Linked DNA regions of Homo sapiens: region 1 is linked to region 2. The links are chromatin contacts, found by Hi-C in ENCODE. All regions are on one chromosome and are shown on one strand. Each heading gives the region's core, a stretch centred on a gene start or an enhancer-like site at or near the end of the contact. The rest is flanking DNA. Distances are from core to core; before and after follow the strand shown. Region 1 holds the start of ROPN1L-AS1 (ROPN1L antisense RNA 1). Region 2 holds the start of ICE1 (interactor of little elongation complex ELL subunit 1).

Evidence for each region. A loop is a pair of places that touch in the nucleus more often than their neighbours do. Pooled maps may share reads with other maps.
Region 1: a loop to region 2 is called in a pooled map, with 9 times the contacts of the local background. The contact joins the promoter of ROPN1L-AS1 here to the promoter of ICE1 in region 2. A Hi-C loop is called at or near these places in 5 of 50 pooled maps.

What each region holds. Positions count from the first base shown.
Region 1 is chr5:10,438,277-10,444,972 of GRCh38, reverse strand. ROPN1L-AS1 (ROPN1L antisense RNA 1) reads left to right here and starts at 3,122. Exons shown (of 2, transcript NR_102746.1): 1 at 3,122-3,285; 2 at 3,600-4,238. ROPN1L (rhophilin associated tail protein 1 like) reads right to left here and starts at 3,094. Exons shown (of 5, transcript NM_031916.5): 1 at 2,675-3,094. The coding sequence starts at 2,805. MARCHF6 (membrane associated ring-CH-type finger 6) reads right to left here. Exons shown (of 26, transcript NM_005885.4): 26 at 4,585-6,696. RefSeq lists a silencer at 2,981-3,240.
Region 2 is chr5:5,421,427-5,428,280 of GRCh38, reverse strand. It overlaps ICE1 (interactor of little elongation complex ELL subunit 1), which reads right to left and starts at 5,604. Exons shown (of 19, transcript NM_015325.3): 1 at 5,282-5,604. The coding sequence starts at 5,365. It overlaps LOC101929200 (a long non-coding RNA gene), which reads left to right and starts at 6,152. Exons shown (of 6, transcript XR_001742583.3): 1 at 6,152-6,854. RefSeq lists silencers at 5,172-5,311, 5,372-5,701 and enhancers at 5,732-5,981, 5,847-6,357, 6,358-6,854.

The sequences.
Region 1 (6,696 bases), core at 1,873-4,372, 5.0 Mb before region 2:
CTCTTGAGAGAAATTAGTAGCATGGTACATTCGGAAAGTTCCTGATTAAGTCTCTTATTTATTTATTTATTTTTATGATGGAGTCTTGCTCTATCATCCAGGCTGGAGTGCAGTGGCACGATCTTGGCTCACTGCAACCTCTGCTTCCCGGTTTCAAACAATTCTCCTGCCTCAGCCTCCCATGTAACTGGGACTACAGATGCGTGCCACCACACCAAGCTAATTTTTGTATTTTTAGTAGAGATGGGGTTTCACCATGTTGGTCAGGTTGGTCTCGAACTCCTGACCTCAGGTGATTCATCAGCCTTGGCCTCCCAAACTCTGGGATTACAGGTGTGAGCCACCATGCCCAGCCTGATTAAGCCTCTTAAAGTGAAGTTTAGGCCAGGTGCGGTGGCTTACACTGGTAATCCCAGCACTTTGGGAGGCCCAAGTGGATAGATCACCTGAGGTCAGGAGTTCGAGACTAGCCTGGCCAACATGGTGAAACCCCATCTCTACTAAAAATACAAAAATTAGCCGGGTGTGGTGGCAAGTGCCTGTAATCCCAGTTACTTGGGAGGCTGAGGCAGGAGAATCGCTTGAACCCGGGAGGCAGAGGTTGCCGTGAGCCGAGATCTCGCCATTGCACTCCAGCCTGGGCAACAAGAGTGAAACTCCGTCTCAAAAATAAATAAATAAATAAACAAAGTGAAGCTTAACATAACTATCTCTAAGGTATTACTAAATATAGTTTAATGTTCCAAGAAGATGTTGCTAAATCTTGGAATTTTTTGTACAGCACAAACTCTTATAAATCCTTTTATTTAAGCTTGAATAATGGTTAAAACCAGAGGCTATATTTCTTTAGCAAGAACTTTGAAAGAGTCTTTCAGAAACCATTGATAAAAGCATTTCTCAGAAGGCAAGCACTGGATGGACAAGTAGCTCAGTTGGTGGGTAAAATAACAGCCCCAAAGGTATCCAGGTCCATGTTCCAGGAACCTGGGAATGTTACTTTACATGGTAACAGGGATTTTGTGGACTGATAAGGATCTCGGGTGGGAAAACTGCCCTGGACTATCTGGATGGCCACTGAATGCAATCACCAGTGTCCTTGGAAGAAGGAGGCAGAGGGAGATTTGAAGATGCTGGCCTTGAAAATGGAGGAAGGGGACATGAGCCAAGGCGTCCAAGAAATGCAGCTCTAGAAGCCAGAAAAGGCAAGGAAACGAGCTGGGTTTTCCTGAGAACCACTGGAAAGAGCAAAGCCCTGTCAACACCTTGATTTTAGCCTAGTGAAACTAATTTGGACTTCTGGCCTCCAGAACTGCAAGAATGTATGTCTGTGTTTTTTTTTTTTTTGAGACGGAGTCTCGCTCTGTCGCCCGGGCCGGACTGCGGACTGCAGTGGCGCAATCTCGGCTCACTGCAAGCTCCGCTTCCCGGGTTCACGCCATTCTCCTGCCTCAGCCTCCCGAGTAGCTGGGACTACAGGCGCCCGCCACCGCGCCCGGCTAATTTTTTGTATTTTTAGTAGAGACGGGGTTTCACCTTGTTAGCCAGGATGGTCTCGATCTCCTGACCTCATGATCCACCCGCCTCGGCCTCCCAAAGTGCTGGGATTACAGGCGTGAGCCACCGCGCCCGGCCCAAATGTATGTCTGTGTTTTAAGCTGTCAAGTTTTGTGGTGATTTGTTACAGCAGCCAAACGAAACTAATTCACTTTGGTTATAGAGTTTAAAGCCAGCAAAATTTGGCTGTTTTTTTTCTTTTTAAATTAGTTTTCTTATTAAAAAAAATACAGATGGGGTCTTGCTGTGTTACCCAGGCTGGTCTCAAACTCTTGGGCTCAAGTGATCCTCCCAGCTTGGCCTCCCAAAGTGCTGGGATTACAGGCATGAACCACCAAGCCCAGCCAAAATTTGAAATGTTGATGACTAAAATATTTAAATTAAATTTACACCTGTGCTGACTCTTGTCATCATAAAAGTGAGTTTTTGTTTTACATCTGTTTATTGAAAAGGGGCAAAGAGCTCTCCTGTAAAACCAAGAGGATTTCTTTTAATGCCTCTAAGATCTGTTGACTTGTAACTTTGAGATTATGAATGTCTGTTCCTGGCAAGTGTTGGAATGTTTGTGGCAAAAAATAAACTGTGAAGCTTCATTTGCTGGACAGTTTACCCTGAGCACTCTAGGGATGATGACCTCAGTATGACCACGGTCGTTCCGGTTCTAATAAATTTAACCAGCTCTGGGTATACATAGCTCTGAGAGGACTCTCTGCAGATGAGGAACTTAGCTAAAATATTCCTCTTTGTAAAGTCATTTCACAAAGTGACTGCAACCGTGTAATTTTTTTAACATAATGTAAACACTTTTTTGCCCAATGCAATTACTTTGTTAAGTTTTAGTCTATCTTCATCATAAACACTTTTAAACAATTGAGTTGCCATTACGTTGTAGGTAAGTGAGCATTTTGCAATGATTTCGGGTCTCATAGTCGATAAATCGAAATGGTTCCTAGATAAAACACTCAAGTATAGATGTCACCAATGCTAAGGGGAAAGTTTTGCCTGATACTCTTAAGGACGCTGAGTGCCGCGTAAGGCCCCTGGTCCGGGAGGAGGGCTCTCTGGGCTCGTCTGGCTTGGGCATGTAGACCGGACAGCTCCCCGGGCCAAGGGCGCTTACCCCGCGGACCACCGCAGCACGTCGGCCGGCTGGGTGCGGATGGCAGCCTTGGTGAATTGCTTCAGGATGTCCGGCAGCTCCGGGGGAATGTGGATCTGCTGAGCGCAGAACATGGTGTCGGGAAGCGGCATCGCTCTCCGCAGAAGGGACCAGGCTGGTGAATCGCGGCGCGCTGCGAGGAAGAAGGGCGGCTGTCGGCTACGACGCGGTGGACCCGCTAGCAGCGCGGGGCTTGCGGCCAGGGCCGCCTCCCATCCCGTTCCCGAGGTTGGGGCCGGATTCGCGGGGCTCTTACCCGCTCCTCCGCGGGCTTCGGGAGAAATTCGGACCAACTGCCACTCCGACAACACCCTAGACCCTGCAGTTCCCTAGCGCCAGCCGCCACTACGGACGCGCTCGGTATCCAGGCACCCGGGACGCGAGCAGGCCCCGCCCCTGGAGCCGCGCACGCGCACGCGGCCCTGAGCGAGGCGGGGCTGCTCCCGGGCTGGACAAGGAGGTGCTGGCGTAGTCCGACTAGCAGCAGCCGCTGCTCCCCGGTGGTTCAGAGCCGCGCGAGCTGAGCGTTTCGCCTACAAAAGCATCTTCGGATCGGTTTCCCACCGCCGAATGTGAGCGGCGAACTCACGAAGGACTCCCTCTTCCCCTTGCTCTGGCTGCGTGAGGCTGAGGCTAGGGGACTCGGGCCTGCTAGGAGGGAAGCGGGTTAAGTGAAGGGGCTGATCGCCTGGGCGGCACGGGCCCCGCTGCGGGACCCGCCTGCGCCTGGGGCCGCTCCTCCAAACTTCTCGGGCTTCGAACTTCGCACATGCTGTTCCCTGGCCTAAGCCATCCCGTAGTGAACCTGAGTTCTTAATTTAAAAAGCCGCTTAGACAGTGGGCAGTTTCCAGCTAAAACACTATTGTATTTGTTTTCTTACGATAGGTTGCTTGAGCCAATGTGACTGGCTCTAGGAGGAAATAAATCACATCTGTCAAAAGAGCCTCGAGTCGAAGGATAGGAGAAACCTCGAATTTGGTGGGTGCTGACCAAGGCACCATGCAAGGGGTTAACTTTGCTTTAGGGGGTGACCTGGCTGGCTGCTGCAGTTGCCGTTAACAGCCACCGAATGGATGAGACTCCAGATCCACCTCCTCCTGCGTTCCTCAAAACAGGAAGATGGAGAACTACGGAGAGCTACTTCCCAGAGGGGCCGATGGCAAGCACTCCCTTCAAGGAAACTGGGGAAGTTGCCCGATTTTGATCGTTTCCATCCAAACACCCACCAGACAATATATACATACACATTTCTAAATTAACAGCATTGGCAAAAACTGAAAATACTTGTATTTAAAGTTGATGACAGTATGAAAACAAGAAATCCGTCCGGGCGCGGTGGGTCACGCCTGTAACCCCAGCACTGATCACAAGGTCAGGAGTTCGAGACTAGCCTGGCTAACATGGTGAAACCCCCTTCTCTACAAAAATTGGCTGGGCGTAGTGGCGCGTGCCTGTATTCCCAGCTACTTGGGAGGCTGAGGCAGGAGAATAGCTTGAGCCCGGGAGGTGGAGGTTGCCGTGAGCAGAAATGGCACCACTGCACTCCAGCCTGGGCGACAGAGTAAGACTCTGTCCCCGCCCCCCTCCACCCAAAAAAAGAAAAAAAAAAAAAGGAATCTTCTATGTTGTTGAGAGGGATGTTAATTAGTACCTTTATGGGGCAGTAATGTAACACTAAAATTTTTCGATGATCGTGCAATATTACTTCTGGGAACTTACCCTACAGAAATACTATAAAAAGTAATATGGACAAAAATCTTCACCATATAAATTGGGTAAATGTCTTTTGGAAAACAAATCATGGCCTGGCCACACAATGGTATGAAAAGATGCCCGTGTAAAGTGAAAAAAAGCATCTTGTCAAACAATCTGCATAGTATGACACCTTTATTGTGATAAATGATTCTGTGAAGGTATGTCTGGAAGCACACAACTAAACTATTAACAGCAGTTACCTCTGGGAAATAGGACAGGGATTTCAGGTTTTATTTTGGCCATAGACACATTATTTTGATTCTAAATTCATCATTTATTTACTAACTTAGCATTACTATTGAGTACCAAATATTTGCCAGGGAATTGTTCTGGGAATACAGTAATAATTCAGTTTAAAAAAATAAAATCTTTGGAGCTTACATTCAAGTGGGAAACAACATGCAAATATAAACAACAAAGGTAAACCATATAGTATGTTTAAAAGTACAAAAGAGAGCCGGGAGTACAAAATACAGCAGGGAGATGAGACAGGAATGCCCCAGTAGCTGCAGCTTTAGATAAGCCTCAGTGAGAATGACACTTCAGGAAAGAAATGAAGAGGCTAAAGAGCCTGAAGAACATTTGGGTATTGCAAATAGTAAGTGCAAAGGCACGAAGGCCTGACCTGTTTTGGAGGCAGGGAGGACGGCAGGAGCAGGGTGAACACAGAGGTGATGGGGTCAGAGAAGGGAGAAAAGGGGTGCTTCATGTTTTGCCCAGCATTGAAGGCTATTGTGGACTTTTGAGTGCCATGGTCGTCTATTGGAGAGTTCTGAGGGTTGGTGTGATCTGACTTGGATCTCAAGAAGAACATTCTGGATTCAATGTTGAAAACAAATGGAAAAGGAGAGAGAGCAGGGGCAGAGGCAGCAAGCTCAGGAGAAACAGCGATTAAGTAAACAATGGGTTTACTTGTTCAGTTTTGAGACTTCTTTATGTAATCTAGATGCAACTCATTTATCAGAAATGTTTTGCAAATATTTTTCTGCCACTCTACAGCTTGTCTTTTTGTTCTCCTTATGGTACCTTTCAAAGAGAAGTTCTCAATTTTGATAAAGTACAATTTATCGATTTTTCCTTCATGGATTGTGCTTTTGGTGTTGGATTTAAGAAATCTTTTCCTAACCCAAGGCTGAACACGTTTTCCTTGTTGTCTTCTAGAAATTATACAGTTTTGGGGAACTATAATCCATTTGGACTTTAATCTTTGCCAGTGTTAAGATATGGATCAATTTGTTTTTAATTTTGCATCTGATGCCCAATTATTCCAGCATCATTTTTTCAAGACCTTTGCACCTCTGTCAAAAACCAGTTGTCCACATACATGTTGGGTTATTTCTGGACTCTATTCTGTTCCATTAGACCAATGCACAGCCAGCAGAAGGGACTGATCCCAAAAACATATGAGTGAATGAAGAGGAGTACTGGGTATGAAGCTTCTCATCTTTAGGTGTATCCTAAAGAAGAGTTACTGAACAAACACAGAGAAGCAGAAAAACTCCGGCACTGTTACATATGTGAAGAAAAGTTTCAAAATGATAACTAAACAATGTAAAATGAGGCAAAAAGGGGCCTCTACGTAGTGTTTACGTATGAGTGGTCTTAGAGAAGTGTGTGACTAAGTAGAACTAGATTGCAGAAGGCTGAAAGAGTAATGGCAGGGGGACCTACATATACCAAACAGTCACTAAGGAAGTGGCTAGGCCATCTCTCCCGGGTGAACCTTTCTCTGTGTTCCCCATGGCATTTTATTCATACCTCTGTAATACAATCTTTTGCTCATGCTTCTGTTCCATTCTGAGTTCCTTGAAGGGAGACATCATACCTCATTCAACTACAGTACTAAATACAGTGCTAGAAACAAAACAGACACCAAAATAAAAACATGGAGGAGGAGGGGAACGTTACCCTCTCAGCCCCTTGATACGTTAGTTCTCCTTATCACTACATGTTTGCAACAAGAGTAGCTATGAACTGTGGAGCGGAAGGGGGAAATTAATGGCCAGTTTCTGAACTTGACCATGCAATTTCCTTTGCTGAAAAATTTCAGCTTCACAGATTAAAGATGTCTATGGTTCGAATAGCATTTCCTCTATCACCCCTGCATTTAAAGTAATTAAAAATGCACTTGTTTGGGGGAAAACAATCATGGAAAAAATTCTGAACCTATAAACAAAGAAAAATTAGAAATAGTCTGAAGCAAAAGGATCTCCTCAGGGCACTCAGA
Region 2 (6,854 bases), core at 4,355-6,854:
AACCTCTGGCACAGCGTGGACTGGAACAGGGCAACAAGGCAGGAATGTCCACCTCTCTCTAACTGTGCCCCAACCACACCCACCCACCAAAACCAAGCAGAGTGGCTTCTGGGTGCTGGGAAGGCAAACCCCAGTCTCTCCAGCCCCACCTCAGTTATCCCCACCTTTACTCTGTGCTTCATCTATCGTCAACTACTTTCTCCCCTCCAGGCCTTGGCACAACTTGTTCTGTCTACAACACTCTCCCTCCATCTTTTCCCTCTTAGTTAACTGCAAATCATCTTTCAGACCTCAATTTAGATTCACTTTTATGAAGCCTTCAGAGAGGTGGCACAATTCCTATATAACTGTCCCTCCTACATGCTCCCAGAGTACCTCATATGTCCCTTACCATAATATTTATATTATACCTATACTGTGGTTGCTTTTCTACTTAACTGTAACCTCAACAAGAATGAGCTCCATGCCTCTTCTGTTCATCATTGTATTCTGAAACACAGGATAGCATCATATATACATCGAAGCTCAATAAATGTGTTTGGCAAATGAATGAATTACAATTTTGTAAGCATTCCTTGTAAAAGAACCATTTCTAAATCAATAGGTCTGGAATAAAATGTTTCAAGTTCCAAACGATGACACTTAAATCACTAGCGATTATCAATGGGAGTCCAGCACAAGTTTATGGACAGGCTCAAATCTGTTCCAAGGACAACCATACATCAAACTCACTGAATCTAATCTAGATACATGAGATGAACAATATAATCATGTGTTTCAAACTCTCATCTGGATCCCCAGGAGAATCCAACTGTTTTGCACTGCAGTGAAGTCAGCAAATATGGGCCTCTCCTTCATCAGAATAAAGAGACTATGTCAGCTTCACTAGCTTGACTTAAACACACACAACTTAAGACTTTACTTAACCATACATAATACATAATATGACTAGAGTGAGGACCCACACTGTTATATCTGACTGCCAAAGTTCTGCAACCCAGAACTTTGGGCATTGGGCTATGGATCAGCAATGAACTACTGTAATCAATGAGCGTAACAAAACAGATATGAAGTGATTTGTGAGACTACGAGCAAAAGACACAGAAAATGTAGTCAATCTGCACACTTCTGAATCAAATAATGATCTCTGCAAAGGTACTGTTATCTCTTCAACAACTAAAGAAAAAAAGGACAGGGAGGATTAAGAAATGAAAGGAAGATTTTCAGTGCAAGCAAACCACTATTCAAGACAGAGAGGCAAGTTAGCCTAACATTACAGTTCAGAATGAAGTCACAACACCAATATGGTTGCCTACCATTGGAAAGACTGACTCCTATGTTACACTTGTAAATTCTCTGCATGATCAAAAAGTTAAAACTATAGCACAGAATATCTTCTCTCTGTACCTCTTTAGTTTCTCTCTCACACGAAAGTTTAATTGAAATATGGAACTTCACGTAGTTATAATACATGCGAAAATTATTTCCAAAAAGCGGTTATCTACTAATTGACCAAAAGAATTGCTTTTCCTTAATTCTCATTCTTTCCGATCTTGGTTCCCTCTGGAACTCTTGATTCCCTCTGGAACGCACTCCCTGTTTAACCCTCTAACATACTTTATCTGTTTCTCCTTTCCTCACCATTCCATGTTCCCCTTCATCAAAGGCCACACATCAGCTAGTTGGTTTTCCGTCACTGACTCTAATGATAGCATGTAATCCCATGAATTGGCCTCATGGTTTCAAAGATTCCTTTAAGTGACAGAACATAATGCCCCATTTTCCTATCCTCACACCTCCCTTCTGTCAAATAAGCTTTTTTTTTTTTTTTTTGAGACGGAGTCTTGCTCTGTCACCCAGGCTGGAGTGCAGTGGTGGCACCATCTCGGCTCACTGCAACCTCGGCCTCCCAGGTTCAAGCAATTCTCCTGCCTCAGCCTCCTGAGTAGCTGGGATTACAGGCGCATGCCACCATGCCCGGCTAATTTTTGTATTTTTCGTAGAGACGGGGTTTCACCATCTTGGCCAAGCTGTTCTTGAACTCCTGACCTCGTGATCCACTGCCTTGGCCTCCCAAAGTGTTGGGATTACAGGCATGAGCCACCGCTCCCAGCCCAGATAAAATTCTTACACTGAACACAGTGCACATCTAACCTGGCCTGCTATTTCCTTGAGGGATATTAGGGCACCTTGGAAGCACTGTGTTCCACAAACATTAAATCTGAAAATGGCTGAACACTCCTAGTTCTGATGTCATTCCAACTTCAGTCCCTTCCACCTTGATTTCCTCTTCCTCCTGTATCTACCACAGTTCTCATGGTCATTTGAGTTTTAAACCTCGGGACCTTCCATTTCCTGACATGAGACCTGCCCATTCTTTACACTGTCTCATATTCAGAACCTTTTTCTTCTTTATTCCCCTTCCCAGGAACCTTCAATTACTTCAGACTTTTGTTATCACTATTATGTATTAGTAAAATAATTTACCATACCTAGTTGCACCCCCCTTCAATCCATCCTGCATACCACCGTTACTTCTACTACAAGCACTGTCCTAACGTAACTATGCAAAAACCTTCACCATCCCATAACACTGACAGAAATAAGTACAAGAATTTATGATGGTTACCATTCAAGGTTCTCTATAAACTGCCAGGAACCTATTTTTCTAGACTCACTTTGCACAACTACAGAATTCCTCCAGAGACTCTACTCGTAACTTTCCCCTAAAAAGGTAATCCAATTCCAGGCCACAGAAAATCCAAATGCAATAGTGTCCTGACCTAGAGAAGAACTCTGTAAACTAAGGCCCTACTCCAGTGTTTATAATGTTTCAATGGAACACAGGCATACTCATTTCTTTGTGAATTGTCTACAGCTGCTTTCACATGAAAATGGCAGAGCTGAGCAGTTCTGAGCAAGTCCCCAAAGCCTAAATACTTGTGATCTTGCTCCTTACAGAAAAAGTTTGCAGACCTCTGGATCTAGGATTACTCTTATTGATGTTTTGAGAACCCACAGCAGGAAATGTGGCAAGGGTAGAAGGAAGGAGATTCAATTTCTAGGCCATACATTAGAGTAGTTCACACCACGGTGGAAGCAGTGGAGATGTTGAAAAGTGGGTGAATAATGAAGGCAGAGCGGACACAATCTGATAAACTGGATACAGGTTATGAGAAAAAAAGAGCTGCACCAAGGATGCCATCTAGTTTCTGGCCTAAGCAACCAGAAGAATACAGTTGCTAAATTTAACCATAACAGATCCATGACTGAAAAGCACAGTTCACATCAGTAGTTCTTCTGCACAAAAGCCTCCAATGACTCACCATTTCCATCGCCCAAACCCCAACAATGGTCTACAGGAGCCCACACAATCAGGCCCTCCTCCTACCTTCCTGACTCCCAGCATTCACTCCGCTCCAGCTTCACTGGCCTTCTTGCTCTTCCCAAGCACACCAAGCCAGCTCCTGCTACAGTTCTTCACATCTGATGTTTCCACTGTATGGGAGACTTTTCTTCCAAGATTTCTACAGAGCTTATTATTCTCTCACCTTTGCTCCAATATAAACGTTCCAGGACTCCCTACTTAAATTCCAACAGCCACTGGCCTAGTCCTCACCCATTCATTCCCTCCCCATCTCTGTTCAATTCATCAACAACGTTTTCATTACCCTCTAACATAACTCATTTGTTTCATTTATCCTGCCACCCTCCTAGAACGGAAGCTCCAAGAGATCAAGAATTTTTGTCTTTTTCTCCCCTAATGCCATAATTGCAGTGTCTAAAATACGGCAGGTGATCAATAAATGTTTGTTGAGTGAATTGGCTCGAATAATAAATACAATGTATTAAAGATTCGGGAGAACTCCAATCACGTTCCTGGGGTGGTGGTGGCGGGGGCGGGGGGGCGTTATAAGATACCTACACAATGCAGCTCAGTGAAGGCAATGATCTGTTAGTTCTCCTTCTACTCACAAAAGCAGCACATTTCCTTCCTCCCCTTCCTTCAACACTTAAAATGTTTGCAATCAGTTCACAGATATTGCACTTAAAATGCAAACCAAGTTTCTCGGCATGGCCTACCTAGCCTGCACTCCCGTCTGGTCTCATCAACCATCTTCCGTGTGCACTATGCTCATGCCAACCATACCATGTTCTGCTCATCAAAGACACCCTGCTCCTTCTCACCAAAGGAACCTTTCCACCTGTTAATCCCTCTATCCAGGAAGCTCTTCCCACATCTCTTCTGACAGCCCGATCCTTCCCATTATTCAAATATCTGAAAGTTACTGACTCAAAAATTCCCTACCTGACTACTCTAGCTAAGAGACAAGACCAATATTCCAACATCCTCCTTTATTTTCTAACACCTAAAATCTTCTGAGGCCTTATTCACACATATGCATCTTACTTATGAGAGATCCTATTTTGTTCACCACAATGTCTGTAGTTCCTAGAACACTAGGCAGAGTAGGTAATGAGGTGCTGGTGAGTTCCGTTTTATCACTGAAACCGCGATAGTAGGAAGTTAAAAGAGACCCCCGACATCAGGCAGCTAGGAGAGTCGTGGGAAATGAGGGGCACTATTGCCCAAGTACCACCCCATAAGATCTGGAGCCATACTCTAGCAATTCTCCCTTATGTCACTCTAAAGAAGAGCCCACGCCGCTGTTAGAAACCTCCAGTCTCTGCATGCCTTTCATAAACTACTTTTATCAAACAACTGACAAGCTACTTGACCAATTACTTGGCTTGCTTTTTAAAAAATTAGCCTCGGGATGGCACATCTGCTATAAGCTGAAACGCCTCCCTAGACTCTTCGAGTCTAAGACTCAGACAACCCACATGTCACGTAAGATTCTGCCTCCAAACAACAAATACTCAGGATGGGCCAGAAGACCAAAGCGTTATCCTCAGGGAGATAACTGCCCTCGGCGTTTCACCTGTCCCTCACTGACCTACGGAGTCTGCCCTAGGGAGCTCCGAGGCCGGGTAGGGAAGGTGGGGGGCCCTCCAAACCTCGCTTACTCCACCCCCACCGTTACACCAGCGCATTCCAGTCAATGAACTCTGGGTTTCAAGCTTAAATAAAGCAAAGAAAGCCGTCCCCAAAACTCATGTAGGAAAAAGAGAGCAGAGAGACGAGCGAGCAAGAGCTACGGTTGGGAAGGGAGAGCAGCGCACTGAGGCACAGCCCGCGCGGCCGGACCCCACATCCCTGCGCTCCCGGCCGGCCGAGCCGAGTCCCCCCCCGCGCCCGGGGCCCCGGGAGGTGCTGCACCTGCTGCAGAGAGGCGCAGCCCTGACATCGCGACAGGTCCGCCGCCGTCCCGGGCGCCGCCGAATGGGTCTCGCCCGGCATCATGGTGCCGCCGCCGGGCCCGGTGGGCACGCACGCCTCAGGGGCCCGCGGCGTCGGCCCCGTCCTGTCTCTGCTGATGCCGCCGGGGCCGCCGCCTGCCAGGCCGCTTCCCGCCAGGTCCGGGCGGGTCCATCCGTGCACAGAGGTCCCCGTGGGGCTAGCAAAAGGCTCTCCGAGCCAGAGCTGCCTCAGGCACTAAAAAGAAACGCTACCCGGCGCGGCCCCCGAGCGCGACGCAGTCCAGTCAGGGCCCCGCCCCGCCCTGGCTCGCCCCGCCCCGCCCTGGCTCGCCCCGCCCCTCCCCTGGGCGCGGGGCTGCCTAAGGCGCTGCCTGAGCAACACCGGGAGAGGAGCTGTGCTATGCGGCGGGGGAGACGCCCACAGAGGAGCAGCCAATAGGAGTAGAAGGATCGAAGGTGCATTCCTACCACTGTTAAGGGTCGATCCTTTATTGCCACCTTGCTGTACGACAGGCTTTCCATAGACACCTAAAGGCCTCCGCTATGTGGGCGGTGACCCGCCCGTGACGTAAGCTCCAGACGCCTGAGAAGTGGAAGGACCCGGCGTCCAGGACAGGAAAGTGCGTGATTTACAGCTAGAGGGATAGGCGCTGTCCCGGAGCCCGTCCTGGGCCAGGGAGCAGGAGAGGGAGGGACTACAGTTCCCGACGCGCTGCGGGGCGGGCGGAGATCGTGCGCTTCGGCGCCAGTTGCACGGCCTTAGCAGCCAGTGGCGGCTCCCCTGCTCCTGTAACAGTCCCCTTGTCTTCTGACCTTTCGCTCCTCGGTCATGTGTCCTCGCCGGTCGCCGCGGCAGCCAGTGATGCCCGAGCGGCGGGTTCCCAGGCCCAGGTGTGGGCGCCACCGCCCACCATGCGCCAAGCCCAGAGCCTGGTTGAATCGTTCGCCACCTTGTCTACCCATTTTGGCCATTATCCTGCCACCTCCAAATCCTGTTTTTGACACTTCTCGGGAGAGAGAGAAAACGGAAAGATAAAGGAATAAACTCCTCGTGGTCGTAGTTAGTGGGTAAATTCAGATCTCGTTTGAACCGAGGTTTTTCTTATCTCCAGCCACCGTATCCACCACCACCAGAATCGTCTTTTTAGTCATCACAGCTGGTCGCCGTCAGTACCTTGTTCAGAAGCCTCTCGCAGCTTCCATCGTGTGGTTATACAATCCAAATTCCTTATAAAGTCCAAATTCAAGAGGAGGAATGCACGTTTAGTTAAGTTAATGTCTAGACCTTACCAGCCAATTTCTAGCTCCTCAGTATGGAAATTGCAACTGAAAACACCCCTTCCAAAAAAAGCAGTCTGCATTTTTCTCTGAGTTTTCTTCTCCAAATTTCGCACCCCTGACCTTGCTTACACACTCTGGATACCACCTGCTGTGGAGTGGCGGAAGCAGACATCCAGCGATAGCTAAGTTTCCTGTCGTTGACACCCAAGCAAGACAGGCGTGTACCTAACTGAGGACCTGCCGGTGATAGA